Regions from separate parts of the Homo sapiens genome. Here regions 2, 3, 4 and 5 are each linked to region 1. The links are chromatin contacts, found by Hi-C or POLR2A ChIA-PET in ENCODE. All regions are on one chromosome and are shown on one strand. The core of a region is the stretch at or near the end of the contact, and the rest is flanking DNA. Distances in the headings are between cores, read along the strand shown. Region 1 holds the start of ZNF665 (zinc finger protein 665). Region 2 holds the start of ZNF320 (zinc finger protein 320). Region 3 holds the start of ZNF600 (zinc finger protein 600). Region 4 holds the start of ZNF28 (zinc finger protein 28). Region 5 holds the start of ZNF888 (zinc finger protein 888).

The links. A loop is a pair of places that touch in the nucleus more often than their neighbours do. ChIA-PET counts read pairs that join two places held with the same protein, here RNA polymerase II (POLR2A). Pooled maps may share reads with other maps.
Region 2: a map of B cell shows a loop between it and region 1 (4-fold over the local background). The contact joins the promoter of ZNF320 here to the promoter of ZNF665 in region 1. A Hi-C loop is called at or near these places in 1 of 168 maps with a recorded cell type or tissue (B cell) and 11 of 50 pooled maps.
Region 3: a loop to region 1 is called in a pooled map, with 15 times the contacts of the local background. The contact joins the promoter of ZNF600 here to the promoter of ZNF665 in region 1. A Hi-C loop is called at or near these places in 2 of 37 single-sample maps with no recorded cell type and 9 of 50 pooled maps. POLR2A ChIA-PET finds 5 or more read pairs at or near these places in 1 of 52 experiments (activated T-cell).
Region 4: a loop to region 1 is called in a pooled map, with 7 times the contacts of the local background. The contact joins the promoter of ZNF28 here to the promoter of ZNF665 in region 1. A Hi-C loop is called at or near these places in 6 of 50 pooled maps. POLR2A ChIA-PET finds 5 or more read pairs at or near these places in 3 of 52 experiments (activated naive CD4-positive, alpha-beta T cell, activated naive CD8-positive, alpha-beta T cell and naive thymus-derived CD4-positive, alpha-beta T cell).
Region 5: a map of PC-9 shows a loop between it and region 1 (2.8-fold over the local background). The contact joins the promoter of ZNF888 here to the promoter of ZNF665 in region 1. A Hi-C loop is called at or near these places in 2 of 168 maps with a recorded cell type or tissue (CD14-positive monocyte and PC-9) and 9 of 50 pooled maps.

Annotation. Positions count from the first base shown.
Region 1 is chr19:53,191,950-53,196,947 of GRCh38, reverse strand. It overlaps ZNF665 (zinc finger protein 665), which reads left to right and starts at 3,590. Exons shown (of 4, transcript NM_024733.5): 1 at 3,590-3,636. RefSeq lists an enhancer at 3,625-3,774.
Region 2 is chr19:52,894,930-52,900,603 of GRCh38, reverse strand. ZNF320 (zinc finger protein 320) reads left to right here and starts at 2,969. Exons shown (of 6, transcript NM_001351774.2): 1 at 2,969-3,084. RefSeq lists enhancers at 2,955-3,034, 3,235-3,434.
Region 3 is chr19:52,784,800-52,789,926 of GRCh38, reverse strand. ZNF600 (zinc finger protein 600) reads left to right here and starts at 3,136. Exons shown (of 6, transcript NM_001321866.4): 1 at 3,136-3,332. RefSeq lists enhancers at 1-157, 2,460-3,317, 3,318-4,176 and a silencer at 2,978-3,127.
Region 4 is chr19:52,820,383-52,825,738 of GRCh38, reverse strand. It overlaps ZNF28 (zinc finger protein 28), which reads left to right and starts at 4,106. Exons shown (of 4, transcript NM_006969.5): 1 at 4,106-4,153. It also overlaps a transcript of ZNF600 not described here. RefSeq lists an enhancer at 3,660-4,161.
Region 5 is chr19:52,919,941-52,925,588 of GRCh38, reverse strand. It overlaps ZNF888 (zinc finger protein 888), which reads left to right and starts at 2,161. Exons shown (of 5, transcript NM_001393938.1): 1 at 2,161-2,220. ZNF888-AS1 (ZNF888 antisense RNA 1) reads right to left here and starts at 2,240. Exons shown (of 2, transcript NR_186336.1): 1 at 2,125-2,240; 2 at 1,510-1,916. RefSeq lists enhancers at 1,779-1,948, 2,229-2,278, 1,768-2,499, 2,500-3,233 and a silencer at 2,039-2,088.

The sequences.
Region 1 (4,998 bases), core at 2,341-4,840:
CTGGGGAGAAAACGCGAAGGGTGGGGCGGGGCCTGGACAGGCAGGGGGCGGGGCCGGGAGGGACCTAAGGAAGGCGGGTGGGAGCCTGCGTTTCCAGCCACCTGGTACCCAGAGCGTCCCTATTTTCTGGGTTTGGGAACACAAGTCTATTTCGTGTCCTGCGGAGCAGTTTTGCTTTCTGCTTATTTTAAGTTAATGTCTCAATTTTAAGGTAAACCCTTAGAGTTATGTGGGCCATCTCTGTTGGAAAGTAAGATGTTTTCCTAAGTTGCAAACTTAAGTTGCTCAACTATTTTTAAAAAGTTACTGCTTTTTCTAAAGCAAGAGTTAATATCACCGGTATTAGCCCTCCTCGCTCCACACCCCAGGTATTTACCATATGAAAATCTCTGCAACTGTGCACAGGGCTGACTCTCTCCCTCCATGGTGAATGGGTGTAGAATGTGGAGGGGATTGCATTAAGTTCTGTTGAGAGGTGACTTGAAATTACTTACACATTCTGCCCAGGCAGAGTTTTGCATTTCACATTCTAGTTTGCATACCCTTCACAGACATTTTCAGGGCTTTTTAGTTAAGTTGCTTAAATTAATTCAAATTGCAGAAACTTTCCTGGATTCAATCTACCCCAAACCGACACCCCCAGAGATGCCAGATCCCCACCCAGAGTTGCTTCAGTCTCACTAGCAGCTCTTCTGTCCTACCTGCTGGCAGTAATAACCATTTCAACGTGAACCATTTCAACTTCTGTCCCATTCGCTGGCAAAAATACCTTTTAACGTATTTTAACGTATTAACGTATAAGTTTAACCATTTCAACTTTCTTTTGCCCAAGATTCCTATTCCCATGGTCAGGTTGGGATCTACCCTCAATAATAACTACGGTGGCCCAGGGCGTTGTAATCTGTGTGCAGCATTGAGCACCAAGGCTCTGTGTTCTGCGTTTCTGATTACATTTTTCAGCTCTAAAATTTCTCTGTTTTTCCTTTATAGCTTCTGTCTCTCTATTGATAGTCTCATTTTGCTCATATCTTGTTTTCCTGATTTCCTGTGGTTGTCTATGTGTGCTCTCCTCTTAATTCATTGACCATCTTGTGACTCTTATTTTCAATTCTTTGTCTGATAATTCACACATCTTCATTTCTTTAGTGTCAGTTTGTGGTGGTTTCATTTGTTCCTTTGTGTGGATCATGTTTCCTTTTCTCCTTGAATGTCTTGTTATCTTGGCACCTCAGCATTTCACTAATCAACCAGTCCTACTTTTTTATTTCTGGCTTCCTTCAGGGAGGACCTTCTCTATTCAGCCTGACTAGAGATTCTGGAAACCTCTGAAGCCTTTTCTGGGAATGTGTCGTCTCTGGGCTTTTGCTTGTAGTTACCTGAGAAGGTTTGCCAGTTTTTCTTCAGGAGAGCTCCTGTTGACAGTCTGCAATTCTGCAGTCCCTGTGTTTTCATGGTAAGCTGTGGTCTGGTTCTCCACCTAGTGTCTGCCTGCGTTACTGCAGACTCTCGTTTATGTTGCTTGCCTTTGTTCTCAATGGTTTCCCTGACCTGGCATCCTGTCACTTTTGATGGTACTTCTGTTACTTAACTGATTCTTTAGGTTTAATTGTAATTGTTGAGGGGTTTTTTGTTTTTGTTTTGTCTTTATTTTGTTGAGATGGGGTTTCACTATATTGCCCAGGCTGGTCTTGAACTCCTGGGCTCAAGCACCCCTCCTGCCTCAGGCTCTCAAAGTGCTGGGATTACAGGTGTGAGCCACTGCTCTCAGCCTAACTGTAATTCTTAGATGCCTGGGTTCGGGGCTTGCTCTGTCATTTCTAGCTCTTGGACCTTAGGCCAGTTTCTTAGCGTATCTGTGACAGTTTCTTTCTTTTTCTTTTTTTTGAGACGGAGTCTTGCTCTCGCCCAGGCTGGAGTGCAGGGGCGCCATCTCGGCTCACTGCAAGCTCCGCCTCCCGGGTTCACGCCATTCTCCTGCCTCAGCCTCCCGAGTAGAGTAGCTGGGACTACAGGCGCCCGCCACCACGCCCGGCTAATTTTTTTGTATTATCATTAGAGACGGGGTTTCACCGTGTTAGCCAGGATGGTCTCCTGGTGACCATCGTGATCCGCCCGGCTCGTGATCCGGTCCTGACCTCGTGATCCGCCCAGCTCGGCCTCCCAAAGTGCTGGGATTACAGGCGTGAGCCACAGCGCCCGGCCGACACAGTTGTTTCCTAGTAAGATAGGAAAAGATCTTTTTCTCATGGGCTATTATGTTGTTATTTGAGTTAATACAGGTAAAGTATTCCGAATAATGCCTTGCACATAGTGTTCAGAAAAGTCAGTCATTGCTATTGCCATTATCATCACAGTTTTTACTTCTGGCCAGTGTTTCTGTAAAGCCACTGTGGACCTTGTCACCTCAGAAGACATCATTCGTGCTTTAGCTTATCTAGATACGGAGTATCACTTAGTGTGTTGAAAATAATATCTAACACTTCTATAGAGATCAGCTTGTGTTTGGGTTTTTATTTGTCTATTTATTGTATTGTCCACAAAACTGAAAACTCCACACAGATTTAGAGGCTATTATAACTACTTAGGGAAAAGTACAATAAAACAGAATTAGGGAGACATAACTTGCTCAAAAATGCCTTCACGCTGGGGCGGTGGCTCAGTGAGCCGAGATCATGCCATTGCATTCCAGCCTGGGCGACAAGAGCAAGACTCTTGTCTAAAAAAAAAAAAAAAAAAAAAAAAACAACAACAAACCTCACATATTCGTATTTAAGAATATAGGAAACACTGATTCAGTTTCTTCTACTGTTCTCTCACAACACAGAATGCTACAGTTAGCCCAGAGGTACTGGGTTTTCCCACACACACCAAGCAAGCAATCCTGCCACAGACACCAGGTGCGTGTTCTCTCATTCCGTTCCATTTTGCCGGGACATGGCATCAGATCCCACACGTTGAGGGCTCAGTCCCACAATAGTGCACACATTTCAATGCCAGTCTCAAGCAGAGGTTGTGACTTGTGCTTACAGATCAGATATAAATCCAGGAGTCCCTTGACCCCCTCCTCAGGTTCAACGAATTTGCTAGAGTGGCTCACAAAATACAGGGAAACACTTTACATAGATTTACGTATTATAAAGGATATTACAAAGTTGACAGAAGAACAGCCAGATGGAAGGGATCAGTGAGGTGAGGCATGGGAGAAGGGGCGTTGAGCCTTGGTGCCCTCCCTGGGTGCACCACGCTGCAGGAGCCTCCCAGTGTTCACCTATCCAGAAGCTCCGCTGAATCCTCTCCTTTTGGGTTGTTATGGCGCCTTCATTACATATGCATGATTGCTTATATTACTGGCCATTGGTTAAACTTTTAGATAGCCTAAGTTTTGTTTTTTTTTTTTTTTGGGAGAGACGAAGTCTCACTCTGTCACCCAGGCTGGAGTGCAATGGCGCGATATCGGCTCATTGCAACCTCCGCCTCCAGGGTTCAGGCCCCGCCCCGGCCCCGCCCACCCTATGCTCTCAGTCCCTCCCAACGCCTGGCCTTTCCCCACCGCAACCCGCCCCTTTGCCTACTGCGCGGGCAGTTTCTTGCAAACCCGGAAGCAGATCTCTTGGAGTGAAGGCTGTTAGTCGCCGCGTGAGTTTCCCTCTATCTAGATTAAACCTGCGTTTCGGAGTCCCCTGCTCCTCCGTACCCGATGTCCGGGGGTTCGTATAGCCCTTAAAGTCCCCGCACGGCTCCCTCCATTCCATGTAAATTCAGACTTTGCCGCGAGACTCTGGGGGTCGCATCGCTTTGGGTTAAAATCACACAGGCTGGTCCTGCCCGCGGTCTTTCGGCCTTCAGACCATGCAGACACCTCCTTTCCTGCGCCGTTTCCTGCTTAAAACCCTTTACTGACCTGCGCCCTGTGAAGTCCTCATCTGCGAAGTGGGTGCAGGATTTTACCGTCCCCTAACCTCGCCCTAGTCAGCTACTGGAGCGTTAGCGCCGCAGCCCCAGTCCCGGGGAGGCCGCGCCTCTGCCTGGTCCTGGGATCCTGCATACCCCACCCCTCTCCTAAGGCGCCGTCGCCCCCCACCTCCCTCCTCCTCGTGCCGGGCCCTGCTGCTCCCTAGGCCTCCCCTTCGCAGTCACCGTTTCCCCTGAGCCCGCGTTGGGGAGGTGCCCGGGCCTTGTCCTGTGATACCCGGTGTTCTTGCCTGCCCAGCTCCACCCGCTGGAAAATGTGCTCCTCCAGGATCCAGGTGTCTTACTCCAAACCCTCCCTGTGAATGTGTGGGCCAAGGGGATCAGGAGACAGAGAGGGGGGCTGAGAGAAAAGTAGAAAAACGGAGACAGAGGAAAGAATGAGGGAAACCAGTAAACATGGCAAAGTAGAGGATGGGTCAGGATTTACAAAGAGACAGTAAGGGTGAAAGAAGTCGCTGAGAAAGTAACAGGATGGAGAAACAACTGGAGAAATGTAGAGAAAAGCTCGCTGTCTAGAGAGATGAAGGACAGCAAGGTAGGGAGAGGGGCAGCTCCTCAGACGGAGAGTTAGGGAGAGGAGGGGGTATTTGGAGCCAGGATAGACAGAGCAGCGTGGTGCTGGGACAGCAAGAAGGGGCAGCTGGTGACAAGGAGAGCAGAGGGAGAACCACAGCAGGGGGAGACCTGGGATCTGGGGGTGCCAAAGAGTGGGGACAAGGAAGTGAAACAGGGAAGAGGGGATTTAACAGGGAGAGCAGAGATAAGGGAAGAAAGAGGCAGAAATAGATGGAGATTGGGGACAACCAAAAGACGGGTGAAAGAGGAATAAGAGGTGAAACAAGTTGCAAGAATGGAACAGAACAAGTGGAAGAGAAGGATAGAGGGAAGGAGAAACAGCAGGAGAAGAGAGGGGCTCAAAATGAGGAGCAGAGACCCAGGCTGAAACACAGAAAAGAAACAAGGAGAGAGAAGAAGAGAATGAGAGAGATGTACAGAATGAGGGAGGGAAACACACAGGAAGGAAGA
Region 2 (5,674 bases), core at 1,720-4,219, 300 kb after region 1:
GATGAAATAAATGTGCCAGTACCTAAGATTCCAGGAAAAACTAAAAATTTGTTTTTGCAATTAGCCTAACATGAGGCCCAGTCTCTACAAGTCACCTCATGTTATGTTTGTAGAAGAACTGTAACAAGAGATCAATGGCCATAGGAAGCCCGAGAATTAGTTCCTACAAACCCAGTTCCTGATGAATTCCCAGCCCAAAAGAACCACCCTGACAATTTTTAAGTTCTAAAAGTCTCAATTATTAGACGGTATTGCATAGCTAGAGAAAGAAAAAAATTCACTCATCATCCTGTAAGGCGGCTTAGTTGTCTTAGGCAAAAGTTGTATAATAGTACCACAAAAACAGTTACATACTAAAGTTCCAGTTACACAAAAAGAAATCCATTCAGTAAATTTCCAAAGTTGCAGACTGTTGAGGCCCACCCGGAATTCCACCAGGACTAGACGGCCCCCACCAGGTTATACCAGATACATAGACAGAGCTCATGCTAAGCTGCCTGATCAGTGGACAGGTAGCTGTGTAATTGGCACCAGTAAGCCATCTTTCCTCTTACTGCCCATAAATACAGGTGAACTTCTAGGCTTCCCAGTCTATGCTTCCTGTGAAAAACGAAGCATAGCCATAGGTAATTAGAAAGATGATAAATGACCTCCTAAAGAATTATATAATACTGTAAGCCTGCCACTTAGACACAAGACAGCTCATGAGGTTATCGAACCCCCATCTACATGCTCAACCGAATCATACAGTTGCAAGCTGTTTTAAAAATTATTACTAATAAAACCGGTCAAGCCTTGACTGTTCTTGCCCGGCAAGAGACTCTGATAAGAAATGCTATCTATCACCGGGCGCGGTGGCTCACGCCTGTAATCCCAGCACTTTGGGAGACTGAGGCGGGCAGATCACAAAGTCAGGAGATCAAGACCATCCTGGCTAACACAGTGAAACCCCGTCTCTACTAAAAATACAAAAAATTAGCCGGGTGCGGTGGCAGCACCTGTAGTCCCAGCTACTAGGGAGGCTGAGGCAGGAGAATGGCGTGAACCCGGGAGGTGGAGCTTGCAGTGAGCTGAGACTGCACCACTGCACTCCAGCCTGGGTGACAGAGCGAGACTCCATCACCAAAAAAAGAAAAAGAAATGCTATCTATCAAAATAGACTAGCTCTCGACTACTTGCTAGCAGCTGAAGGAAAAGTTTGTAGAAAATTTAACCTTACTAATTGTTGTCTACACATAGATCATCAGAGGAAAGTAGTTGAAGACATAGTTAAAAATATAACAAAACTGACACATGTACCCGTACAGGTGTGGCACGGACTCAATCCAGGAGCCATGTTTAAAAATTAGTTCCCAGCAATAGGAGGATTTAAAACTCTTATAATAAGAGTTATAATAGTAATAAAAAGCTGCTTACTGCTCTCTTGTTTGCTACCTGTACCTCTTCAAATGATAAAAAGCTTCATCGCTACCTTAGTTCACCAAAATGATTCAGCACAAGTGTACTATATGAATCACTATCAATCTATTACACAAAAAGACATAAGTAGCAAAAACAAGAGTAAGAACTCCCACTAATAAAAAGTGAGACTCTCAAAAAGAAGAAATAAAGGAAGACAGAGACCCTCTCATATTGTTTTATACTCAGTACCTGTTTTAAGAAAAAACAACAAGAAAGTAAAACCAAAGACAGGCAGCCCCGGGGCCAGGCCCGAAACCAGGCCTGGGCCTGCCTGGCCTAAACCCAGTAGTTAAAAATCAACTTATGGCTTAGAACCCAATGTTATTCATAGATTCCAGACATTGTATAGAAGAACATTGTAAAACTCCCCGCTCTGTTCTGTTTCTCTCTGACCACCGGTGCATGCATCCCCTGTCACGTACCGCCTGCTCGCTCAAATCAATCACGACCCTTTCATGTGAAATCTTTAGTGTTGTGAACCCTTAAAAAGGACAGAAATTGTGCATTCAGGGAGCTCGGATTTCAAGGCAGTAGATTGCTGACGCTCCCAGCTGAATAAAGCCCTTCCTTCTACAACTCAGTGTCTGAGAAGTTTTGTCTGCCGCTAGCCCTGCTACACACTGTTACAATGTCAATGCTTTTTTTAAAAATCCCTTTTTTTCTTATTGAGGCGGAGGAAGGAGCTCTGGGGTAGAGGGTCTTACTTTGTCGCCCACGCTGGCCTGGACCTCCGGGCTCAGCGGTCTTGCGGCTCCTGCTTCCTGAGTAGCCGGGACCCCAGACTCGCCACCTCGCCCACATCCCTGCTGTGTTTAAGCAGGAGGTGGTGACCTCACTCCTCCCTGGCCTGAGGCCTCCGCTCCGCACCCCAGGCGGTGGCCCTGAGGAAGTCTCTGGAGCTGAGCACAGGGTGGATTCTCCCACCCCAGTGAATGGAAAATAGAAAGGGAGAGGATTTGCTATTCTGTTCTGTGGGCCGTCAGCAGGAAATTGGAGGTTTCGCTGAGGCAGAGCTTTGTATTTCGCATTCTAGTTTGCATTCCTTCCCTTGACAACTTCCAGATTTTGGACATAAATTGCTAAAATTAATTTCAATAGCAAGGAACTTTCCTGGGTCCAATGACCGCCTCACGTTGACTTCTCAGGGAGGTACTATTTCAATGACTGCTGAGCTGCTCCAGCCTCACTGGCGGCTTTCGCCTCCAAAACCTGGAAAAAAGGCGCAGAGAGCGAGATGGAGGAAAGCTCAGGACCCACCCGCTTCTCGCCCCCGCCGACCCCTCATAGCCCAGGACTCTTCTCCCAGCCAGGCCCCTTGTTTCTCAACCCCGCCCCGGCCTTGTTCAGGCCCCGCCCACCTCTTCGCGTCTCATCCCGGCCTAGTCCAGGCCCCGCCTACCTTCTCGGGGGTCCCGCCCAGGCCTGGCCTCTGTCCTGCGCTGATTGGCATAGACCCGGAAGCGGATGGCAGGGACTGAAGGTCACACCACAGCGCGTGAGTTTCGCTCTGTTTTATGTGTGCTTCCCAGTCCTGTGGTGCTGCTATACCGGGGACGTTGAGTCCCCACAGACCTGGAAATTGCGGCCCCTCTTTCTCAACCCAGAGCAAATTGAGACGTCCGGGTGAGAGTCCGTGAGTCCCTTCGAGTTTAAAGTGGCCCTGAGGCAGGTCCCGTCCTCGGTCTTTCTGCAGTGGGGTCGTGCAGACACCTCCTATCGCGGAATTTTCCTTCTCAAAACCCTTCCTGACCTGTCCTCCCGCCTCGCGCTGTTTCAAGTCCTCACCCGCGAGCTGGATTCCAGCCCTAGGCGCCTCCCACCGTCGCTCTCGGCGGCTTCAGGAGCGCCGCGCCTCAACCCCGGTTCCCGGGAGGCCGCGTCCTCTGCCTGGTCCTAAGATCCTGCAGACGCCACCCCTGTCCGAAGGCTCCGTCGCTCCCCACCTCCCTCCTTGTGCGGTGTTGCTACCTAGTTCCAACTCCTGGAAAACGAATATATGCAATCAAGAAAGCACTCCACAGAGGGGAGTGGGCCCGAGCCAGCGTCTCCGGGGACCCGTTTAGAAAGTTTTAGGGGGTTAAAGTATTTATTTTGAGGTCCCTATGGGCTACCCCTTATCTGGATGAAGGATTTTTGGCCCTTGGCCAACGAAATGCTGAGGTGAATTGGCCCGAGGCCGGAGCAGATGGGTGCCCTATGCAGATGAAGGTGTGGCCGGTGCTTGGCCATGGCCACTCCTGGGCTCTTTCCCTTTCTGAGACGTGGTGGAAGGAGGAGGGCGGTAGGGACAGCGGCCTTTGATCCTTTGTTACTCCGGATGGGGAGATGGGGTTTTTCCTTTTTGTCTAGTTTTAGAAAGTTTGCCTTAATTGGCCTTAGATTCGCTGCCCCCAGACCCAGGACCCAGGTATTTCTTTTTTATTCTTTTTTATTGGAGATGGGGTCTCACTCTGTTGCCCAGGCGGGAGAGCGGTGACAGGATCACAGCTCACTGCATCATCAACATCCTATGCTCAAGCGATCCTGTCACCTCAGCCTGCAGAGTAGCTGGGACCACAGCCGCGCGCCACCACACCGCGCTAATTTTTGTGTACTTGGTAGAGACGGGCTTTTGCCTTGTTGCTCAGGCTGGTCTCCAACTCCAGGGCTCAAGCGATCCAGCTGTATCGCCCTCCCAAAATGCTGGAATTACAGGCATGAGCCACCATGCCCGCCTTGTTTCTTAATTAAAAAATAAATAAATAAAAATAAAGGCCGTGTGCAATGGCTCATGCCTGTAATCCCAGCACTTTGGGAGGCCAAGGCGGGCAGATCACCTGAGGTCAGGAGTTCGAGACCAGCCTAGTCAACATGGCGAAATCTCGTGTCGAATAAAATACAGAAATTAGCCAGGTGTGATGTCGGGCGCCTGTAATCCCAGCTACTCAGGAGGCTGAGGCAGCAGAATCCCTTGGACAGGGAGGGGGAGGTTGCAGTGAGCTGAGATCATGCCACTGCACTCCAGCCTGGGGTGACAGAGCGAGACTCCGTCTGAAAAAAGTAAGATAACTACTTTTCAAATAAGCTTTGGTAGAATCTTATGAGCTCACATCATTGTTTTCCAACTATGATATGAGTTCAAAATTTTCTTCTTTGACCCTACATTTTATTAGATATATACATTTTTAGATGTATATATTTTTAACCATTTTAAAAGTTTCTCTATGAAATTTGTTGTGTTCAGTTTACATAGAAGACTGCATGCTTTCTAGTCTGTATCATATATTGGAAGCATTTACTAGTACCTGATAAATGATTTTAGGTTGTTTCTTTTTTTCTTTCTTACTTTTTTTTGAGACAAAGTCTCCCTTCTACCCCCAGGCTGGAGTGTGATGGCACGATCTCGGCTCACTGCAACCTCCGTCTTTTGGGTTCAAGCTCTTCTCCTGCCTCAGCCCCCAAGTAGCTGGGATTACAGGCGCCTGCCACCACGCCTGGCTAATTTTTGTATTTCTAATGGAGACGGGGTTTCACCATGTTGGCCAGGCTGGTCTTGAACTCCTGACCTCAGGTGATCCGCCCACCTCAGCCTCAGAAAGTGCTGGGATTACAGGTGTGAGCCACCGTGCCTGGCCAATTTTAGGTTGTTTCAATGTGTACTTTATAAAGATATCAAGGACCTATTTTGTTTGTTTGTTTTGAGATGGAGTTTTGCTCTTATTGCCCAGGCTGGAGTGCAATGGCGCGATCTTGGCTCACCACAACCTCCGCCTCCTGGGTTCAAGTGATCTCCTGCCTCAGCCTCCCCAGTAGCCGGGATTACAGGCATGTGCCACTGCGCCAAGCTAATTTTGTATTTCTAGTGGAGATGGGGTTTCTCCATGTTTGTCAGGCTGGTCTCAAACTCCCAACCTCAGGTGATCCACCCACCTCGGCCTCCCAAAGTGCTGGGATTTAAGGTGTGAGCCACCACGCCCGGCCCCAGGACCTTTCTTCTTTACGCTAACATCAAAATTTGGTTCAAGTAGCCTATTCTATTTTCTTTCCTTATGTCATCTGATAAAATGGTGAGCTGTGAGCTTCTAAGTAAATGTCTCCCTCAAGTTCCTCTGGTTCATAATATTCCTTGCAGATGTTGAACGATGGGCTGGATTGTTTTGGAACCTTGTTCCAGCAGAGCCCATGTGTTCATGAAGAAAACATTTGCTTACAGCTTATGACTACCATTGCCTCT
Region 3 (5,127 bases), core at 1,887-4,386, 410 kb after region 1:
TCCTTTACCTACCCAAATCTTATAAAACGGCCCCACCCCTATCTCCCTTCACTGACTCTCTTTTTGGACTCAGCCCGCCTGCACCCAGGTGAAATAAACAGCCATGTTGCTCAAACAAAGGCTGTTTGGTGGTCTCTTCACACGAATGCTCATTAAAGTGTACGGCCGTATTTTTCATATTTTTTTTAATTTTGTTGTCCAGGCTGGAGTACAGTGCTGCAATCATACCTCACCATAGCCTTGATCTCCTGGCCTCAAGGGATCCTCCCATGTTGGCCTCCCAAATTGCTGGCATTCCAGGTGTGAGACAGCCTCCCTGGCTGGACTCTGTACTTTTTTGTGATAGAGTCTCGCTCCATTGCCCAGGATGGATTGCATTGGTGAAGAGGTGGGTTGCCCCTCCACACCTGTGGGCATTTCTCGTCAGGTGGAACGAGACACTTTGAAAAGAAAGAGACACAGAGACAAAGTATAGAAGAGAAAGTTACATGTATACATAAAATGAGTGAGAAAATACATTTCCAAAATTCTTTTGAGTTGAGATGTGAGAGAAAAATGTTTCAAGACCTCATCCCTAGATATCTGAGTCCCAGGAGCTCTGTGACATCAACTCCTGCCTCTGTCCTCCTCCCTACCTCTACTGTAACCATGCAGGCTTCTTTTCTTTTTCTGGGACTCAGGTTGCTCCTTTCTCAGGGCCTTCACCTGGGCTGTCCCTCTGCCTAGGACTCTCTGGCCACTCAGCTGCAAGTGACAAGCAGCCTTTCTTCCCTAAGTCTTTGTTCTGACATCACTTTTTCTATGAAAACTTTTGTGTTCTCCCACAGTCCCCCATTTGACATGACAGCCCCACCTTCACCCCCATCTCTGGCCCATGTTGCCTGTTCTGTGTGATCCTTTTTGCTCCTTCGCTGTTCACTGGATCCTGGTGGGAACAAGTCCCCAAGCGGAGAGCAGAGCCAGAAGGTGGGGCTCTGCGGGGCTGGTGCCCTGAGTGGAGCTCAAACTTGGCTTCACATTAGGGTTTTCAGGCATTTTGCAAATATAGCTTCTATGCTGTTTTATCAGAGATTGCTATTATCACAGTATGGGACCCACCCTCAATAATACCTACAATGGTGCAGGTGATTCTCATCTGTCTCCAGCATTGAACATCAAGGCAGTTTCCTCCATGTTGAGAGCTGAGATCAGCCTGTGATCCACAGGGAGGTGAGGGGGCTGTGCTCTGCATGGGGTTTGGTTAGGGCCAGATCTGTGCCCTGAAGATCTGTGTCCTGCTGCAGCGTGTGTGTGGACTTTTGCAGGAGGGAGCAAGACCTCAAAACAGGTCAAAATTGCCCTTGTAGGTCTTCCTGTGGCACCTTCTTATCTCCACATAATCTCTGGTGCAGTGGGCAGCAGAGAACCATCTTTATCCCTGGTGAGGTCTCCCCTGTGTGTGTGTTTTGTCACAGGAAAGGAGGGAGTGATTTCTAAAAATTAAATCTCGTATTTTTTTTTACATACAGGATTGATTTTCCAAAGACTCATGTTACGTGAGGAAGACACCAAGAGGAGCAAAGAAAAGGAGCCAGGGATGGCTCTTCCTCAGGTGGAGTAATATTCCTCGGTGGATTCTTCTGTCTCTTTCCTTTCTGAAATGCCAGGTATTGTAGTAGCCAGTCTTCTGTGAGTCTGAAGCATCCTGCCTCACACGTTTGCTCACACTAACCCATGCCTTTTCTCAGTCCTTGTCATCTTCACTTAAATTCCATCTTCTATAACCTAGTGACATGAGCTTGGGAAGAGGCTGCACTGGGCATGGTCCTGGGAAGGGCTCACACCAGAGATGGATGGAGATGGGGTGTGGACCCCAAGGTGTCAGTGATATTGGGCAGCAGGGATTGTTCAGGGGCCACATCTGGATGCACATTTAGCTCTTTGTGGATCAGATCAGAGAATCTATGTATGAAAGTCATACATTAATGTATGCACTGGTATCTGTGTACTGGTATCTGGTAAATTCTGGAAAAGGAGACAAACTAGGGGAGATATTTCTTTTTCTTTTTCTTTTTCTTTTTTTTTTTTGAGACGTAGCCTCGCTCTGTCGCCCAGGCTGGAGTGCAGTGGCACGATCTTGGCTCACTGCACGCTCCGCCTCCCGGGTTCACTCCATTCTCCTGTCTCAGCCTCCCTAGTAGCTGGGATTACAGGCACCCACCACCACGCTTGGCTAATTTTTTTGTATTTTTTAGTAGAGATGGGGTTTCACTGTGTTAGCCAGGATGGTCTCGATCTCCTGACCTCATGATCTGCCCGCCTCAGCCTCCCAAAGTGCTGAGATTACAGGTGTGAGCCAGCGCGCCCGGTCTTGTTTTTGTTTGGGTTAGGCGGGCTCCTGTAGTTCCAGTTACTCGAAAGGCTGAGGCAGGAGAAGGGCGTGAACCCGGGAGGCGGAGCTTGCAGTGAGCCAAAATCGTGCCACTGCACTCCAGCCTGGGCGACACAGCGAGACTCCGTCTCAAAAAAAAAAAAAAAAAAAAAAAGTAAAAGAGCGAGAGAGAGATCAGGAAGAGGACCCTGCAGTTAGGGGGTGTTACTTTGTCGCCCAGGATGGCCTGGACCCCCAGGTTCAGGGATTCTCCCGCCGCTGCTTCCTGAGTAGCTGGGACCTCAGGCTTCCGCCTCGTGCCCGCATCCCTGCTGTGTTTAGGCAGCAGGTGGTGACCTCACTCCTCCCTGGCCTGAGCTCTCCGTCCCGCATCCCAGGCGGAGGCCCTAGGGAACACTTTGAAGCTGAGCACGGGGTGGACCCTCCCTCCTGAGTGAATGGAGAATAGAAAGGGAGAGGATTTCTGTTCTGTTCTGTGGGCCATCAGCATGAAATCGTATGTTCCGCCCTGGCAGGGCTTTGCATTTCACATTCTAGTTTGCATTCCCGTTCCAGATAATTCCAGGGCTTTTGAATCATGCCTCAGCCTTCCTGGCCGCTGTCGCCTCCAAAAACTCGAAAAACAGAGGCGCTGAGTGCGAGGCTGAGAAGCACAGGTCCCGCCCCGGGCCCTCCCTCTGCCGGTTCTAAAGGGCAAGGTCTCTCCGCCTGGGGCCCCGCCTCTACCCCGCCCAGGTCCAGCCAACCTGCCCCGGCCTGGCTTCAGTCCTGGGCGCGCACAAACCCGGAAGCGGATCGCGTGGAGTGAAGGTCCTACCACGGCGCGTGAGTTTTGCTCTGCCTTGGATTAAGTCTGCACTTCCCAGGTCCCCGGCGCTTCTGCCCCTGGGACGTGGGATCCCCACGGACCTGGAAATTCTCGCCTGTCTTCCCTTCACCCAGAGCAAATTGAGACGTCCCGGTAAGAGTCTGGAAGTTGCTTGCTTTTGGGTTTGAAGTCGCTCGGAGGCTGGTCCCGTCCCCGGTCTTTCTGCTATAGGGCAATGTATACACTTCCTATCGCGTATTTTTCCTGCTCAAAACATTTTTCTGACTATTCCCGCCCCGTGCTTTTTAAAGTCCTCACCCGCGAGGTGGATTCCAGCCCTGGGCGCCTCCCAGCCTCGCCCCAGTTGGCACCTGGAGCGCGGCGCCCCGGCCCCAGCCCCGGGGAGGCTGCGTCCTCTGCCTGGTCCTGGGATCCTGCAGGTCCCACCTTTGTCTTAGGGTGCCGTCGCCCACCACGTCCCTCCTGGTGCCGGGCCCTGCTGCTCCCCAAGTCTTCGCTTCCCCTGAGCCAGGGTTGGGGTGGGTCGCAGGGGCTTGTCCTATGATACCAGGTGTTCTTTCCTGTCCAGCTCCACCCCCTGGAAAATGCGCTTCTACGGGATGCAGGCGTCTTACTCCAAACCCGCCTGTGATTACTCCAAACCCGCCTGGGCCAAAGGGATCAGGAGATAGAGAGAGGGACTGAGAGAGCAGTAGAAAACCAGAGACAGAGAAAAGAAGAATGAGAAAGGCCCATAACAGATGGCAAAGTAGAGGATGGGTTAGGAATTTGCCAAGAGACAGCAAAAGTGAAAGAAAAAAAACTAAGAAAGCAGGAGGAGAAAAGCAACTGGAGAAATGTAGAGAAAAGCTAGATGTACAGAAAGATGAAGGACAGCAAGGTAGGGAGAGGGGCAGCAAAGAGGGAGGCTCACCAGAGTGAGGGAGAGGAGGAGGGATTTGGAGCCAGGGCAGACAGAGCAGAGTGGTGCTGGTGGCAAGAACAGATGGAGAACCACAGCAGGGAGGACACCTGGGGATCTGAGGTGCTGGAGAGTGGGGACAGAGGGGTATAACAGGGAAGAGAGAATTTAATAGGGAGAGCAGAGGAGACGGAGAGATAAGAGAAGAGGCTGTAATATATAGACATTGAGGAAGATTGAAAGATTGGGGAGAAAGAACAACAAGAGGTTAAATAAGGACCGGGCGCTGTGGGTCATGCCTGTAATCCCAGCATTTTGGGAGGCTGAGGCGGGTGGATCACCTGAGGTCCGGAGTTCGAGACCAGCCTGATCAACAGGGAGAAACCCCGTCTCTATTAAAAATATAAAATTAGCTGGGAGCGGTTGCACATGCCTGTAATCCCAGCTACTAGGGAGGCTGAGGCAGGAGAAACCTTTGAACCTGGGAGGCAGAGGTTGCGGTGAGAGCCAAGATCGCACCGGTGCACTCCAGCCTGCACAACAAGAGTGAAACTCCATCTCAAAAAGGAAAAAAAAAAAAGAGGTTAAATAAGCTGTGAGAATGGAGCAGAAGAGGTGGAAGAGAAGTAATAGAGGGAAGAAGGGGATAAACAGCAGGAGAGGAGAGGGGTACAAAATGAGGAGCACAATCCCAGGGAAAAAGAAAAGAAAACAAGAGCTAGAGAGAGAAGGGGAGAATGAGAGATATGCACAGAATTAGGGAGGGAAGCACAGTAATGAAGAAAGAGGGGCTGGGCGCAGTGGCTCATGCCTGTAATCTCAGCACTTTAGGAGACTGAGGCAAAGGGATTGCTTGAGTCTAGGAGTTCAAGACCAGCCTGGGCAAAATAGTGAGGCTCCCCCCATCTCTGTCAAAAAAGGAAAAAAAAAATTTAACCGGGTGTGATAGTGTGCACCTGCAGTTTCAGCTTCTCTAGGCCGAAGCAGGAGGATCACTTGAGCCCAGGAGCTCCAGGCTGCTGTGAG
Region 4 (5,356 bases), core at 2,857-5,356, 370 kb after region 1:
GCTGGGATTACAGGCATGAGCCACTGTGCCCGGCCAAATGATTTTTTTGTTGTTGTTTTTTGTTTTGTATGTTTTGTGAGACCGGTGTCTCACCCTGTCAACAGGCTGGAACTTACTAGCACATTGCAACCTCTGCTTCATGGGTTCAAATGATTCTCTAGCCTCAGCCAACTGAGTAGCTGTGTTACAGGTATGTGCCATCATGCTTGGCTAATTGTTATATTTTTAGTAGAGATGGAGTTTCTCCATATTGGCCAGGCTGGTCTTAGACTCCTGGCCTCAAGTGATCCTCCCTCCTCGGCCTCCCAAGTACTGGGATTACATGCGTGAGCCACTGAGCTCAACATGATAAATGTTTTGTTGTGGTATTTTATCCTGCAAGTCTTAAAATATTCCATGTTTTCAAGGTAGGAAGCAAGATAGCTTACTGTTTTTCATTCTCCTTGGAGCATTTTCTGAATGAAGACACGTGAGTCCTTCCCAGTTTGTCACTGTTACCAAGAATGCCACACTGGCTGCCTGTGAGTGTGCTGACTTCGCTACATGTATCTGGAGGGTTCCTGCAGGAGGGGCTATTGAGAAACTGATTGCTTCTTCTAGGACGTGGCATTTCCTCATTTCTTAGATCTGGGAAGATTCCATCCCTACCCCCAGGTGTAAAAGCGCCCTCTCTGAGAACATGAGAGAGCACCATGTGCCCTGCAGCCTCTGCATTTCAGGCTCAAGCAATCCTCCCATCTCAGCCTCCCAAGTAGCTGGAACTACAGGTGTGCACCACCGTGTCCAGCTAATTTTTGTATTTTTGGTAGAAACATGGTTTCAACATGTTGCCCAGGCTTATTTTGAATTTTTAGTCCCGTTATTTCTAAGTCTCTGTTTTATAAATTTGTGTATAATTTCTTGGGATCATCCACGTTATCTCTTTGTATATCTGGTTATGTTCTGTTGGAACTTCAGCAGTTCAGAAATCAGCCAGCTTTCACGGTTTTTGGTGTCTGACTTCAGTGAGGAAGAACACTCTCCAATCAGACTGGCTAGAGATTCCTGAGACCTCTCCAGATTTTTCTTTATTTTCGTCTTTAAAGTTAGTTATTTCTTTTTTTTGAGATGGAGTCTCTCTATGTCACCCAGGCTGGAGTGCAGTGGCACAATCTCAGCTCACTGCAACCTCTGCCTCCCAGGTTCAATTGATTCTTCTGTCTCATCCTCTTGAGTATCTGGGACTACAGGCGCGCACCACCACACCTCGCTAATTTTTGTATCTTTAGTAGAGATGGGGTTTTACCCTGTTGGCCAGGCTGGTTTCACAGTCCTGACCTCAGGTGATCTGCCCACCTCGGCCACCCAAAGTGCCGGGATTGCAGGCATGAGCCACCGCGACCAGTCATGGATAGCTTTAAATCAACAAAGTAATAAGTTGTGTTAGACTGTCAGCCAACCGGCAGGTAGACATATCTTTGTATTTACCTGGATGCCTATGTAAGAAAAACTTAAAGAGGAGGCATTTCCTTTGTTTTTGAGGACACCCTACTGTGGAACTGGTAATGTGTTTTTTTTGTTTTTTGTTTTGTTTTGTTTTATTTTGTTTTGAGACGGAGTCTCACTCAGGCATGAGCCACTGCGCCGGCCATATTTATTATTATTATTATTATTATTATTTATTTTTTGTTTTTGAGACGGAGTTTCACTGTTGTTGCCTGGGCTGGAGTGCAATGGCGTGATCTTGGCTCACCACAACCTCCGTGTCTCCTGGGCTCAAGCGATTCACCTCCCTCAGCCTCCCGAGTAGCTGGGAATAGAGGCACATGCCAACAGGCCAGGCTAATTTTTGTATTTATAGGAGAGATGGGGTTTCTCCATATTGGTCAGGCCGGTCTCCAACTTCCGACCTCAGGCCATCTGTCCTCCTCGGCCTTCCAAAACGCTGGGATTACAGGCTTGAACCACCGCGCCTGGCCTGAAGTGGTATTTTTTAGAAAGTAACTAAGCCTTTTTTCAGTTTAATGACCCAAGGATGTATTTCTGAAGGTCTTGGGAACGATCCTTGTAAGGCAAACTACAAGGGCGATAGTACCTATATCTCAGTAGGAAGTTAAATAATTCAAACATCAAATATTTCAAATTTAAAGCTACGGACATTTAAATAATTCTGAGCTTTGAGAGGAACGTGGTCATGCAACCTGAGTCCAGTGGTGTGCAGGCGCAACTTCTAAGAGTTTTACTGGCCAGGTGCGGTGGCGCACGCCTGTAGTCTCAGCACTTTGGGAGGCTAAGGTGGGTGGATCACTTGAGGTCAGGAATTAGAAACCAGCCTGGCCAACATGGTGAAACCCCGTGTCTACTGAAAATACAAAAGCATTAGCCAGGCATGGTGGCGTGTGCCTGTAATCCCAGCTACTCAGGAGGCTGAGGCAGGAGAGCTGCTTGAACCCGGGAGATGGAGGTCACAGTGAGCCAAGATTGCACCACTGCACTCCAGCCTGGGCAACAGAGCAAGACTCCGTACCAAAAACCAAACCAAAACAAAACAAAACAAAAAGTGCAATAAAATTTAGTTTCCTAATATAAATTTTAAAAAAAGTTTACCTGTAAATAATTAGGAAGACTAACCTGTTGGCATCATTGTCCCTTCTTATGGAGTGATAAAGTAACCTTCCTTGAAGTGTATCAATCCATAACCAATCAATTTGCTGCAGCCTATGCACTGGCCTTGAATGGAAAATGTGATTCTGGTAAAGCTTCTCTGTCTTTCCCTGTGTGTGAAACCTTAACGTCTCTACTTGGGAACACGGGCCCCCTTCATTTGGAGTTGACGTTTCCAGGTGGCTATCCTCAAGCTTTGTGTTCCAATAAACTCTATAGTTAATTATGTATTCTAAATTTTATTATTTACTGCTGACGTCAGTTTCTGTCGGACTGTAGCAGCCTCACTAGAGACGGCACCTGCCTCCATGTTGTAAAACTCACACTTGTCAAAAAGACGTGGGTTAAAGTAATTCCCCTCTCTCTGCATGAAGCTAACTAGCTGACACAGATAGTCACCTCCATTACCAAGTACAGCCAGGATGAACTATGTGCGACCAAGGCTGTTGTCAACTAATCTTCCCTGAGGACTGATTAGTGTTTATCTTGAAAACATGTACTTAACGGGTTGCATAGAACAATGAAGTTTCTTTCTCTCTTTTCAACCTCTTAGCTGTTTGCCTCTATTTCCCAACACATTCTGGTCTAAGGCTTATTCATTAATAGAATAGTTCTTATTTCTTCCTGTTTTGTCATGAAGATGATTTCTCATTTCGGGGAAGATTTTTTAGTTTTCAGTTGTATTTTCTCAACATTTAAAAAGCAAAGTAAAGAGTATTTCCTGGGCCAGGCACAGTGGCTCAGGCCTGTAATCCCAGCACTTGGGGAGGCCAAGGCAGTCGGATCACTTGAAGTCAGGAGTTCGAGACCAGCCTGTCCAACATGGCGAAATCCTGTCTCTACACAAAATACAAAAATTAACCGGGCATGGTGGGTGTGCCTGTAGTGCCAGCTACTCCGGAGGCTGAGGCAGAAGAATCGCTTCAACCCAGGAGGCAGAGGCTGCAGTGAGTCAAGATCTCGCCACTGCACTCCAGCCAGGGCGACAGAGAAATAGCCTCAAAAAAAAAAAAAAAAAAAAGGGAAAAAGAAAAGAAAAAAATGTAAATAAAAAGGAGAAAGTAATAGATCTCTTTTACAAATGTGCTGGGACAACTAACTGGATATCCACACGGAAAAGAGTAATGTTGTATCCCTGTCTCGCACAAGCAAATTTTTTTTTTATTATTTTTTTATTTTTTTATTTTTTTTTAGAGACGGAGTCTGGCTCTGTTGCCCAGGCTGGTGTGCAGTGGCTCGATCTCGGCCCAATGCAAGCTGTATCTCCCGGGTTCAAAAGCCTGAGAACATGGCCTGGGAGGAGGCTGAGACTCACAGGTCCCGCTCCGGCCCCGCCCTCTGCGGGTTCTAAAGGGCAAGGTCTCGCCGCTTCGCGCCCCGCCCACACCTCACCCGGGCCCCGCTCGCCTCCTCGTTGGCTCCACCCAGGCCTGGTTTCTGTCCTGCGCGCGCAGATTCGCGCAGACCAGGAAGCGGATCCCGTGGAATGACGGTGACGCCGCGGCGGGCGGTGAGTTTTGCTCTGTGTGGTGTTAAGTCTGAGCTTCCCAGGTCCCCGGCACTTCTGTACATGGGATGTGGGGTCCCCCTAGACCTGGAAGTTCTCCCCTTTCTTCGTTCACTCAGAGCAAATGGAGATGTTCTACTGGGAGTCCGGAAGCCCCTTCTTTTTAGGTTTAAAGTCGCCCTGAGGCTGGTCCCGTCCCGGGTCTTTCTGCTACAGGGCAATGTATACACTTCCTATCTCGTAGTTTTCCTGCTCAAAACCTTTTTTTGACTCCTTCCGCACGGCTCTTTTTAAAGTCCTCACCCTAGAGGTGTATTCCCACCCTGTGCGCCTCCCAGCCTCATCCTCCTGGGTTCCTGGAGCACAGCGCGGCGACCCCAGTCCCGGGAAGGCTGCGTTCTGTGGTCCTGGGATCCTGCGGATCCCACCCTTGTCCGAAGGCGTCGTCGCTCCCCACCTCCCTCCTCCTCTTGCTGGGCCCTGCTGCTCCCCAGATCTCCCCTCCGCAGTCACCGCTTCCCCTGAGCCCGCGTTGGAGAGGTGCCTGGGGCTTGTCCTGTGACGCGGGGTGTTCTTGCCCGCCCAGCTCCAGCTCTGGGAAAATGCGCTTCTCCGAGATGCAGGTGTCTTACTCCAAACCCTCGTGTGATCGTGTGGGCCAAAGGGATCAGGAGACAGAGAGAGGGACTAAGAGAGCAGTAGAAAACCTGAGACAGAGAAAAGAAGAATGAGAAAGACCCATAACAGATGGCAAAGTAGAGGATGGTGAGGGATTTGCCAAGAGACAGCAAAAGTGATAAAAGATAAGAAAGCAGGAGGAGAAAAGCAACTGGAGAAATGTAGAGAAAAGCTAGATGTACAGAGAGATGAAGGACAGACAGCAAGGTAGGGAGAGGGGCAGAAATGTGGAGGCTCATCAGAGTGAGGGAGAGGAGGAGGGATGTGGAGCCGGGTCAGACAGAGCAGAGTGGTGCTGGTGGCAAGGAGAACAGAGGGAGAAGCACAGCGGGGAGGACACCTGGGGATCTGGGGTGCCAGACTGGGTCCAGGGGGTTATAACAGAGAAGAGAGAATTTAACAGGGAGAGCAGAGAGGGGAGAAGAGGTGGAAATCTATGGAGATTGAGGACGATCTAAAGATTGGGGAGAAGGACCAACAAGAGGTTAAATAAGGGCCGGGCGCGGTGGCTCACGCCTGTAATCCCAG
Region 5 (5,648 bases), core at 912-3,411, 270 kb after region 1:
GACTGATTAGTGTTTATCTTGAAAACATGTACTTAGGCTGGGCGCGGTGGCTCACGCCTGTAATCCCAGCACTTTGGGAGGCTGAGGTAGGTGGATCACCTGAGGTCAGGAGTTTGAGACCAGCCTGACCAAAAAGGTCAAACTCCGTCTCTACTAAAAATACAAAAATTAGCCCAGCATGGTAGCAGACGCCTGTAGTTCCAGCTATTCAGGAGGATGAGACAGGAGAATTGCTTGAACCCAGGAGGTGGAGGCTGCAGTAAGCTGAGATCTTGCCACTGCACTCTAGCCTGGGCAACAGAGTGAGACTCTTGTCTCCAAAAAAAAGAAAGAAAAAAGACAAAAGAAAACATGTACTTAATGGGTTGTATAGAACAGTGAAGTTTCTCTCTCTGTTTTCAACCTCTCAACTGTTTGCCTCTATTTCCCATTACATTCAGGTCTAAGGCTCTTTATTAATAAAATGGTTGTTATTTCCTTCTCTGTTATCATAGTGAAGATGATTTTTCATCTGGGGAAGATTTTTTAGTTTTCAATTGTATTTTCTCAACATTTAAAAAGTGAAGTAAAGAGTATTTCTTGGGCCCGGCACGGTGACTCACGCCTGTAATCCCAGCACTTCGGAAGGCCGAGGCAGGCGGATCACTTGAAGTCAGGAGTTTGAGACCAGCCTGGCCAACATGGTGAAACCCTGTCTCTACCAAAAGAACAAAAATTAGCCGGGCATGATGGCACGTGCCTGTAATACCAGCTACTATGCAGGCTGAGTCAGAAGAATTGCTTCAACCCAGAAGGCAGAGGCTGCAGTGAGCCGAGATCTTGCCAATGCACTCCAGCCTGGGTGACAGAGAAATACTCTGTCTCAAAAAAAAAAAAGAAAAAGAAAAAAAAGTAAATAAAAAAAAGAAACTAATAGATGTCATCCACAATTGTGCTGGGACAACTAACTGGATATCCACATGGAAAAGAATAAAGTTGGATCCCTATCTCACACAATGAAAATTTTATTTTAAAAATTAAAAAAAAAAGAGATGAGGAAGGGATCCCTGCGGCAGGGGGTGTTACTTTGTCACTCAGGCTGGCTTGGACCTCCGGGCTCAATGATCCTCCCGCCACTGCTTCCTGAGTAGCTGGACCTCAGGCTCCCGCCCCCACTTCCACATTTCTGCTGTGTTTAAGTAGCAGGTGGTGACCTCACTCCTCCCTGGCCTGAACACTCCCTCCGGCATCCCAGGCGGTGGCCCTAGGGAAGTCTCTGAAGCTGAGCACAGGGTGGACTCTCCCTCCGAAGCAAATGGAGAATAGAAAGGGAGAGATTTCTATTCTGTTCTGTGTACCATCAGCATGAGATCGTACTTTCTGCCTAGGCAGGGCTTTGCATTTCACGTTCTAGTTTGCATCCCTGTTCCAGACAATTCCAGGGCTTTTGAATCATGCCTCAGCCTTCCTGGCCACTCTTGCCTCCGGTGTAGCAGGACGAGCCACAGACAAAACCTCTCAGACACCGAGTTGTAGAAGGAAGGGCTTTATTCAGCTGGGAGCATCGGCAAGCTGCCTTAAAATCCGAGCTCCCCGGGTGCACAATTTCTGTCCCTTTTAAGGGCTCACAACACTAAAGATTTCACATAAAAGGGTCGTGATTGAGCAATCTAGGGGATACGTAACAGGGACTACAGTCCCAGATATATACACAGGGGTTTCGTGCACTGGTAGAGAGAAACAGAACAGGGCAGGGAGTTTCATAATGTTCTTCTATACAATGTCTGGAATCTATGAAAAACATTGGTTTCTAAGTTATGAGTTGATTTTTAACTATTGGGTTTAGGCCAGGCAGGCCCAGGCCTGGTTTTGGGCGTGGCGCAGGGCTGCCTGTCTTCGGTTTTACTTCCTTGTTGTTTTTTTTCTTAAAACAGGTACTGAGTATAAAACAATATAAAACAATATGAGAGGGTCTGTCTCTTCCCTCACCAAAACCCGAAAAACAGCGGCTAGGTACGCGGCTGAGAGAAGCACAGATCCGCCCCCGCCCCGCGTCTGCCGGTTCTACAGGGCAGGTCTCTCCGCCTGGCGCCCCGCCCCTACCTCGCCCAGGCCCCGCCCCTACCTCGCCCAGGCCCCGCCCACCTCGTTGGCTCCACGGAGGCCTGGCTTCTGTCCTGTGCTTGTAGATTCGCCCGGACCAGGAAGCGGATCGCGTGGACTGGAAGTCACACTGCGGCGGTGAGTTTTGCTCTGTGTTGTATTGAGGCTGTGCCTCCAGGTCCCCGGCAATTCTGTACCTGGGATGTGGGGTCTCCACAGACCTGGAAATTCTCGCCCTTCTTCCTTCAACAAGAGCAAATGGAGACATTCCCCTAGGAGTCCGGAAGTCACTTCCTTTTGGGTTTAAAGTCGCCCTGAGGCTGCCCTGTCCTCGGTCTTTTTGCTATAGGGCAATGTATACAGTTTGTATCGCGTAGTTTTCCCGTTCACAACCGTTTGTTGACTCCTCCCACCCCGCGCTTTTTAAAGTCCTCACCCGAGAGGTGGATCCCTGCTCTGGCGCTTCCCAGCCTCACCCTCGTCGGCCCCTGGAGCCCAGCGCTGACACCACAGTCCCAGGGAGGCCGCGTTCTCTGCCCGGTGGTGGGATCCTGCGGACCCCACCCTTGTCCGAAGGCGTCATCTCCCCCCCACCTCCCTCCTCATGCCGGGCCCTGTTGCTCCCCAAGTCTCCCCTCCGCAGTCACCGCTTTCCCTGAGCCCGCGTTGGGGAGGTACCCGGGGCCTGTCCTGTGACACGGGGTGTTCTTGCCTGCCCAGCTCCAGCCCCTGGAAAATGCGCTTCTCTGGGATGCAGGCGTCTTACTCCAAACCCTCCTGTGATTGTGTGGGCCAAAGGGATCAGGAGACAGAGAGAGGGAATCAGAGAGCAGTAGAAAACCTGAGACAGATAAAAGAAGAAGGAGAAAGACCCATAACAGATGGCAAAGTAGGGGATGGTCAGGGATTTGCCAAGAGACAGCAAAAGTGAAAAAACAAAAGATAACAAAGCAGGAGGAGAAAAGCAACTGGAGAAATGTAGAGAAAAGCTGGATGTACAGAGAGATGAAGGACAGACAGCAAGGTAGGGAGAGGGGCAGCAAACAGAAAGGCTCATGAGAATGAGGGAGAGGAGGAGGGATTTGGAGCCAGGGCAGACAGAGCAGAGTGGTGCTGGTGGCAAGGAGAACAGAGGGAGAACCACAGCAGGGAGGACACCTGGGAAATCTGGGGTGCCAGAGAGTGGGGCCAGGGGGGTATAACGGGGAAGAGAGAATTTAACAGGGAGAGCTCAGGAGAGATGGGAGAAGAGGTGGAAATCTATGGACATTGAGAACAATCTAAAGATTGGGGAAAAGGAGCAACAAGAGGTTAAATAAGCTGTGGATGGAGTCCAGCTAATTTTTGTATTTTTAGTAGAGACAGGATTTCACCATGTTGGCCAGGCTGGTCTCAAACTCCTGACTTCAGGTGATCCACCTGCCTCGACCTCCCAAAGTGCTGGGAATACAGGTGTGAGCCATCACACCTGGCCACCTATGTATTCTTGAATGAAAAAAGTTACTTCTGTCTTAGTTCAACAGCTGACTCTCTTTCCCTGTTTTCTTTTCTTTCTTTCTTTCTTTCTTTTCTTTTATGAGATGCAGTTTTGCTCTTGTTGCCCAGGCTGAAGTGCAATGGCACGATCTTGGCTCACTGCAATCGCCACCTCCCTGGTTCAAGTGATTCTCCTGCCTCAGCCTTGCTGAGTAGCTGGGATTACAGCCATTCGCCACCATGCCTGGATAATTTTTGTATTTTCAGTAGAAACGGGGTTCCTCCATGTAGGTCAGGCTGGTCTACAATTGCTGAACTCAGGTGATCCACCTACCTCGGCCTCCCTATTTTCAAGGTCAATAGCTGTGTGTTTACACTTTTGCATTTTGTAAATGTTACTGTAATTTTCTTGTAAGGAAAAATTAAATGTTAGGAATTAATGGCATCAGAACCTTGCAAAAGAAGTTTCTTTAGCCCAGGTATGTGAAAGATGCTTCTCTAATTTTCAAGGATGGGGTGATAAAGACCAACCCTTCCCATTAGCCCTTCCAGGCCCCCATGTAAGAATTCAGGCACATCTTCTTACTCATCTCAGACCTTCTCAGGGTAACTCGGTGAAAATGTTTTCACTGTGAGGACATCACAGCTAAATCTAAAGTAAGTCATGTCATTCCCTGGCAGGGAACCCTCCACTGGCTTCCTGTGTTCCCCAGGACAAAAGCCCATCTCCTCACTGTGGCTCCACAGCCCTGTGTCCAGGGCCCCTGCCAGTGTCCAGCCTCCTCCTGGGAGCTTGCCCCCATCTCATGAATCCCTCTGCCCCAGTCACATTTGCTTTTCTCTTTTCCCAGATATCAAAATACTTCCTGTCTCAGGTCATTGTCCTGCTCTTATCCTATGTCCCTAAATGGTGACAGCCCTGTCCCTTTCTCCTCCTTCAGATCTAGGCTCAGAGATATCTCCCATGTCCTCCCACTGCCATCTGAAGTTCCCTCTGCCCATCAGTCTCTATCACGTTACTCAGGTTTATTATCTCTGCATCAACCACATCAGAAATGAAGATTTTTTTTTTTTTTTTTTTTTTTTTTTTTTAATATTTGAAGAGATTTATTCTGAGCCAAACATGAGTGACCCTGACCTGTGACACAGCCTCAGGGGGTCCCAGGAACACATGCCCAAGGTGGTCGGGGCGCAGCTTGGTTTTATACATTTTAGGGAGACAGGAGACATCAATCAAATACATTAAAGAAAGACATTGTTTGGTCCAGAAGGGCGAGACAACTCAAAGGGGTGGTGGGCAGGCCTCCAGGCTATAGGTAAATTTAAACATTTTCTGGTTGACAATTGGTTGAGTTTGTCTAAAAACCTGGGATCCATAGAAAGGAAATGTTCAGGTTAAGAGAAAAGATTGTGGAGGCTAAAGTTTCTTTGAGGTCTTACAATGGCTGCCCTTAGAGAGACAGTAAGTGACAAATAATTCCTTTTTTTTTTTTTTTTCCTTTTCTTTTTTTTTCTTTTTTTTTTTTTTTTTTTTTTTTTTTGCCTTCAAGCATCTGTTTAACAAAGCACATCTTGCACCGCCCTTAATCCATTTAACCCTGAGTGGACACAGCACATGTTTCAGAGAGCACAGGGTTGGGGATAAGGTCACAGATCAACAGGATCCCAAGGCAGAAGAATTTTTCTTAGTACAGAACAAAATGAAAAGTCTCCCATGTCTACTTCCATCCACACAGACCCGGCAACCACCCGGCCTCTCAATTTTTTCCCCACCTTTCCCGCCTTTCTATTCCACAAAACCTCCATTGTCATCATGGCCCATCCCCAATGAGCCGCTGGGCACACGTCCCAGACGGGGTCGTGGCCGGGCAGAGGGGCTCCTCACTTCCCAGTAGGGGCGGCCGGGCAGAGGCGCCCCTCACCTCCTGGATAGGGCGGCTGGCCGGGCGGGGGGCTGACCCCCCAACCTCCCTCCCGGACGGGGCGGCTGGCCGGGCAGAGGGGTCCTCACTTCCCAGTAGGGGCGGCCGGGCAGAGGCGCCCCTCACCTCCCGGACGGGGCGGCTGGCCGGGCAGAGGGGCTCCTCACT